Linked DNA regions of Homo sapiens: region 1 is linked to region 2. Evidence: chromatin loops called from intact Hi-C (ENCODE). Cell type or tissue: GM12878. All regions are shown on one strand. Links, peaks and the distances in the headings refer to the core of each region. The heading gives the core; the rest is flanking DNA. Region 1 holds the start of CXXC4-AS1 (CXXC4 antisense RNA 1). Region 2 overlaps LOC124900868.

Region 1 (2,916 bases), core at 302-2,801, 650 kb before region 2:
TTTTTTGTAACTGAGTTTTAGAAATTATTCATTCTAAAACCACATAAAATAATTTTTAAACAAAATCACTCTTATCTGCCCTGAAATTAACTAATTGTATCCCTTTATTCTAAGTCACATCTCCTCAAAATTTGCAGGTAGAAATCCGCTTCCTACACAGTTTCAGCTTTCTCCAAAAATATCAGATACGCAGAAAATAAAATAGAAAACATTCTGCCTTGATGAGTAGAAAAATGATTCTAGAAAAGGGTAGGAAATCCCCTTCTGAATCCAGGTGTTTCAACTTCATTGAATACTGCTGTGTGGTTTGTTACCGGTTTTTTAATGAGAACAGGCTTGTGTACCACAAACTGTGTCCTCACTGTTATAAATGGGCCACTAACTTAGCCAGTAAACTTGTATAGGATGTGATGTGTCCAGTCCTTTGGGCAAGATGCCCCACCCTTTTTAATGAGGAGGAGGGGGCATTTTAAACCACCAAGGGAAAATATTGAGCATATTGAATGTGAAACTTCTGATTCTTCAATTACATTATTTTTCCCCCAGGGATAAAAAGGAGGGCACTCTCTCTATCAGAAGGGCGGTGTCACGTGAAGTGCAGCTGGTGCGGGTGGTGGAGAGGCCAAGCCTTTCGCAAACCACCTACAACTCTTACCACCTGAATGAAGCTTCTGAGAAGGGGTACTGCATCTTGAAGCCAGACAAGAATCCCTGAAGGGGAGAGGGAGTGAGGAGGGAAGGGGGGAGACTGGGAAACAAGAAATCATCTCCTCTGACCTCTAGTGAAGTGCCAGGTTTTTTCTTTAGCTCTTCACATTTTCTAAATTTGCAGATCTGGTGTCCCGTTTTGCGGTTCCTGCAACTGCTGCAGACGCCACAGTTGATGAGCCTCTTGCAGGGCACGCAGACCCCACACCTTTTCCTCTTCTTCTTGGCTGGGTTGGCTCCGCCAGCTCCCCCTGAGGAGGACGAGGAGGAGGAGGAATGATTCTGCGGGCAGTCTGCCAGATTGGCAATTTGAAACGCACTGTCTGTGACGGCTGCTGAGGCTGCTGCGGGGGAGTGAAGGGCTGTCATGACGATGACCCCTGGAGGTAATGAGATGCCCCCTAAAGCCGGGATAGCGGAAAAAGTCCCCACGCGCTCGGGGAGATTCATTATCTCTGCTTCAGCAGCGCCGCATTTGAGCTTGTTCATGCATTCCCCCGCCAAAGGTCTGCAGTGTTCAGGGGATAAGGTGGAGAGGAAATTAGTATTTGCCATTTGCAACGACGGCTCTGGCGGGCAGCCAGCTTTCCCCAGCCTCTGGGAGTCGTTTCGGTGGTGCATGCTGGTCCTGCTGCCGCCGCCGCCGCCGCCGCCGCCACCGCCGGCGGGGAGGATCGCCGAGGAGGAGGAGGCGGAGGAGGAGGCGGCGGCGGAGGAGGATTTCCTGCCGCCCCCACCACCCCCGCCCCCGCCTCCGCCGCCGCCGCCGCCGCCGCCACCCCCCCCGCCGCCGCCCCCGCCCCCGCCGCTGCCCCAGAGCATGGCGGTGGCGGCGGCGGCGGTGGCCGCGTTGTCGCAGTTCCAGGGGGACATGCCGATGCGCGCGGCGGCCGCGGCGGCGGCGGCGCTGCTGGGGAAGATGGGGGTGGTGATGCGCGCGATCTTGGCCGCCTGTGGGAAGGCGCCCCCGTTGGTCTTGTAGAAGGAGGTGGCAAAGGAGCGGTAGCGCTCCATTTCCGAGTTGTAATCCACAAGGCTGTTCAGAGCCCCCTCGGGCAAGTGGCTTTCCTTGGGCAAGCCCGGGGCCTCCGGGCTCGGCCCGGGCTCCACGCAGACATTGGTGTTCATGGTGCAGGGGGGGAAGAAGGGGTGCAGGGTGGAAGTGGGGACCGCCTGGTCCGACACCTGGGTGGAAAAGGGGGAAAGGTGGGGGGGAGGGAAGGGAGTGATGGTGGTGTTGGGGTGGGGGCCGAGGCGGGTGGGGAAAGTGGGTTCGGGTGGGGAGAGCAAGGTGAGGGCTGCTTTATTCCTCTCTGGGGCTCATTTCCACAGACGGTGAATTCCCAGGCAGCGTCTTCCTTTGCATTATCCTCCAACTGTTACAACTAAAATAAAGAAAGTCATTCCAACGAGCTGCACGAGGAAAAAGATTAAAAATAAACAACCTCCCTCACTAACCCACCGCAGACACCGAAAGCTCCCACATTCTTCCATCAGGTCGTTTGCATAAGAATCATCAAGACGTGACCCCCCCCAGCCCATCCCCCCCAACTCTCCCAACCCCCGCTCCCTCCCTCCCCACAGCAAACCACAGCTCCTCCCCCCTATTCTTATAACCCTCCTGAGAAAATGTATTAATAGCCAGGATACCCAGGGAAAGAAGGAAGACGGGGGTGACAAACGCCTAAGGAAAAGGGCAATTGGAGTGCTAAAGACATGCAAATCATGGGTGGGAGGGCGATACTACCTATAAGCAGAGGGCATTTAAACATTATGAAATGTGTGAACAAGTGCTGCCTGGGCATGCAAATGCTGTAAAGTAGAAAACAGCAATGGCCCTATGAGGAAAATGAACAGGAAATTAGCAAATGAAGTACTGAAAAAGTCTACAATACATCCGAGTATAAACTGTAAGCAAACACAATACAACTGAGAGCTAAGAGACTGCCCACATACAATCTGAACTAAAGAGGCAGGGAAAAAAGAACTACCAGCTGCCACAGTATCCTTCTGTGTCTGCGGTCATTAGTTTGAATCCCAGCACAGCTGGCTCTGTTAGGGTCTTAATTCAATGGACCAAGGACAGGTCTCAATTGTACAAGCCATTTGGTGGTGGGTCTTGGTGGGGGTAAGAGGGTGGTGTTCTACTTGATTTTTTTTAAGGTAGAAAATAAAGATAAGCCAGATAATTACATATATACATATTTA
Region 2 (2,916 bases), core at 217-2,716:
CTGACCACTAATCCATGCTAAAGAAACCCTTCTTCAATAGTTCTCACTGTCTTGCATCTTCCTATCCAGTCAAACTAGGGCCAGTGTTCATAAGATTTCAGAGAACCTCAATGAAATGCTCCTTTGGGATTTGTTTTTGCTATTCTGATGTGTGTGTGTGTGTGTCTGTGTGTGTGTGTTTTCACCTTCTACCCTAGCCTGTCAGAAACCCCTGTTTTGTGGTCCCTGCTTGGATATAATTTATTCTCTTGAGTATACAAGTCATTGTGAAATGCAGAACAATTGCCTGGCAACCAACCCATGTTCACTTTAGTGGTATGCCTAATTACTAACAGATCAAGGTTTTCTGCCAAATCATAATAATATTGTACTCTGAGATATAACATAAGAAAACAAATTAAACAGAGGTTGGTAGTGCAGAGCTTCGCAGGAAACTACTTAGCCTCTCATGCTTGCACAGGCTTTGAGTTGGATCTGAGTCAGAGCTCAATTTTCCCACACATCTCCAGAAAATATGAAAACACACTTTAGAAGATTTGAAGAAAATTGGATATCAACTAATAGCTACCTTACTTCCTTTTTAATTTGCCTTCTCCATATAGGGTGTCTGTCGGAAAGGGAATAATTTAACTTACTGGGGCCTAAACATTGTTTAATCTCTATAGGTCTTCCTTCCAGGAAGAATTGCACTAACTGTTAGCATGATGCCAGATAATAACACTCATAAACTATTGCATGACTATTATTTTGGAAAAAGAAAAAAAATCATATTCAACTGGTCTAATTGCCAAGATTATAGGAATGGCTTAAAAACTTTAAAATTTTTGACACAACTCTATCAGTAGAATTTTCCCATGAGAATAACAACAACAACAAAACAGAATATTCTTCACACATGGAACTCAGGCAATGTTCAGTACTTCTTTCTCCCCACTGCTTCAGGGCATTGTTCCTGTCACTTACATTTCCCCCTAATCATTCTTATTCACTACTGATGATCTGAGTCATTCTTCAGCTGCTAATTATGTCTTCCTCAATTTTTTGACCTATCACAAGAGAATTCAGAAATATTTAATCAATATGAAATATCAAAAGAGTTAAAGGCAGCTTTGCAGGATCTTTGCAAAGGAAAGAGTTCCACTATACTATAGAGAGATATATAAAGTCTGTTCTTTGTCATAGGATGTTCTATGAATGATAATATTGTGTGCCTGTTAACTATTCATAATAGGTGTAAACACTAAATGTTTTTATTGCGTTCTCACACATTAAGCCATCCCAGTGATTTTCAAGCACAGTTTGTACATCTCATTGTGAATCATTCAAAAAGTATTGTTACTCCTGCCCCATCCCAGACCTCCTTAATCAGAATCTCCAAAAGGCCTGCGGGGGTAGAGGAGGGTAACCTAGTCATGCATATTTTTCAAAAGCTCCCTAAATTAGATTTTGTTTTCCCAATTGAAAGGTTTGGTGCTATCCCATTCTGAGCATTTTATTAATATCACCAAAGACCCATGTCCGATTAATGATTTCAGTAGATGGCGCTCTTTCCACCTGCCAGCTTCCTTGCTTGGCGGAATGAACCCTAAGCCATTCATAAAAGTCAAGGGCAGGTCAAAGGTGCAATTCCCACCAATATTGAAAACATACACTAGAACTTACCTTTGCAAACCAATTGTTAGTCGGTTAAGACACACGTTAAAGTGGTGGTGGGGAAGGGGTACAGTATCACATTTGCTTATTACATGAATGTAATTATTCTTCTGAAGAGTTCAAGAATGTCAACTCCCTGGCACAAAATTGGAAACTAAAGAAACAGAGTAGAAAGCAGTGATTTTTTTTATAAAGTAGAGATTTGGACAAAAGAGGTTTTTTTAAAAATATGAGAAAGATATAGGAAATACTGATGTTACTGCTATACAACATACTGTGTGAAAAACTTATGATGGGGCAAACATAGATGTCTGTATCTGCTAAATTGGGAGACAGCACCAGGTAGCCTGCAAGATCATCAGCTTTAGAGTCAGCTAACCCTGATTGAGACAATTCTTCCCGCTATTTTATAGCAACCAAGTTACTTAGCCCTTAATTCTCAACAAGATATTACCTACTTTACTTGGTTATAATAAGCATTAAATTAAAAGAGATAATGAATGTAAAACAATTATTTCAATGCTTGGTGCACAGCCAGTATTTAACCAATAAACTTACTTTTGGAGTGCTAAGTAAATGTAGGTGCTGAGTTTTTAATTTTTTAAGTAGCAAAGGATAATAGAAAATTAACATGAGGTTTTGAAGGGAAGATTCCTTTACCAGTCAGTACTAATAATGGTGAGAAAAAAATTAGAGGAGGATAAGCAGGAAAAAAACAGAAGGTTAGCTTTGGTATAATAAAAAAGGCCTAAACCTTAATTCACAAAATTTAGATTTGTAAGGTGCTCTCTATTTACAGGATGTCTGACCCTAAGTAAATCAATTAATCTCATCTTTAATATTTATATGATGGAAATTACATTAAATAAATCACTTAACCTCACCTTTAATATTTATATGATGGAAATTACATTAAATGCCATTTTTAATATGACATCATTTTGCATATTAAGTCATAATACACATAAAATGCCAAAAAACTATAGAGTCCTATAAAATGGTGCTGAGGTAATTATTAATAGTTAAATTTTATTGATTACTGAAATTCATCAATAAAGTTAAAAATTATTCTTTCAAAATAAAATGAGATACTAAGTGAGTTAGTAAATTTGGATGAGGACAAAAAGAGTAGTTACTGGATTGTGAAGTCAGAATTTATGAAAAGAAAAAGTATTCCCTAAAATTGTAAGAGATTGGTATTAGCAATATTTGCAATAATTGTGGAGGAATTTCCATGATGTTGTCCCACTAATGATTCTAATA

What was found. Hi-C counts contacts between places; a loop is a spot of excess contacts. Peaks named below come from ENCODE experiments on the same cell type or tissue, not always from the same donor. Only the 100,000 strongest peaks of a DNase experiment are listed, where the experiment ranks them.
Region 1: a loop joins it to region 2, with 2.4 times the contacts of the local background. A loop is called at or near these places in 2 of 110 quality-filtered maps.

What each region holds. Positions count from the first base shown.
Region 1 is chr4:104,489,967-104,492,882 of GRCh38, forward strand. CXXC4 (CXXC finger protein 4) reads right to left here. Exons shown (of 3, transcript NM_025212.4): 2 at 778-2,093. The coding sequence starts at 1,836. CXXC4-AS1 (CXXC4 antisense RNA 1) reads left to right here and starts at 999. Exons shown (of 10, transcript NR_125926.1): 1 at 999-1,094. RefSeq lists an enhancer at 2,366-2,415. In GM12878, for the core only: a CTCF peak has its summit at 1,663; DNase peaks (open chromatin) are centred at 405 and 2,505; H3K4me3 peaks cover 2,345 bases; H3K27ac peaks cover 2,406 bases.
Region 2 is chr4:105,139,547-105,142,462 of GRCh38, forward strand. The region is part of intron 2 of LOC124900868; the gene reads right to left. Among named protein-coding and RNA genes, the nearest start is that of TET2, 5.9 kb to the right of the region's middle. RefSeq lists an enhancer at 1,454-1,503. In GM12878, for the core only: a CTCF peak has its summit at 1,541 (motif pointing right); a DNase peak (open chromatin) is centred at 1,606.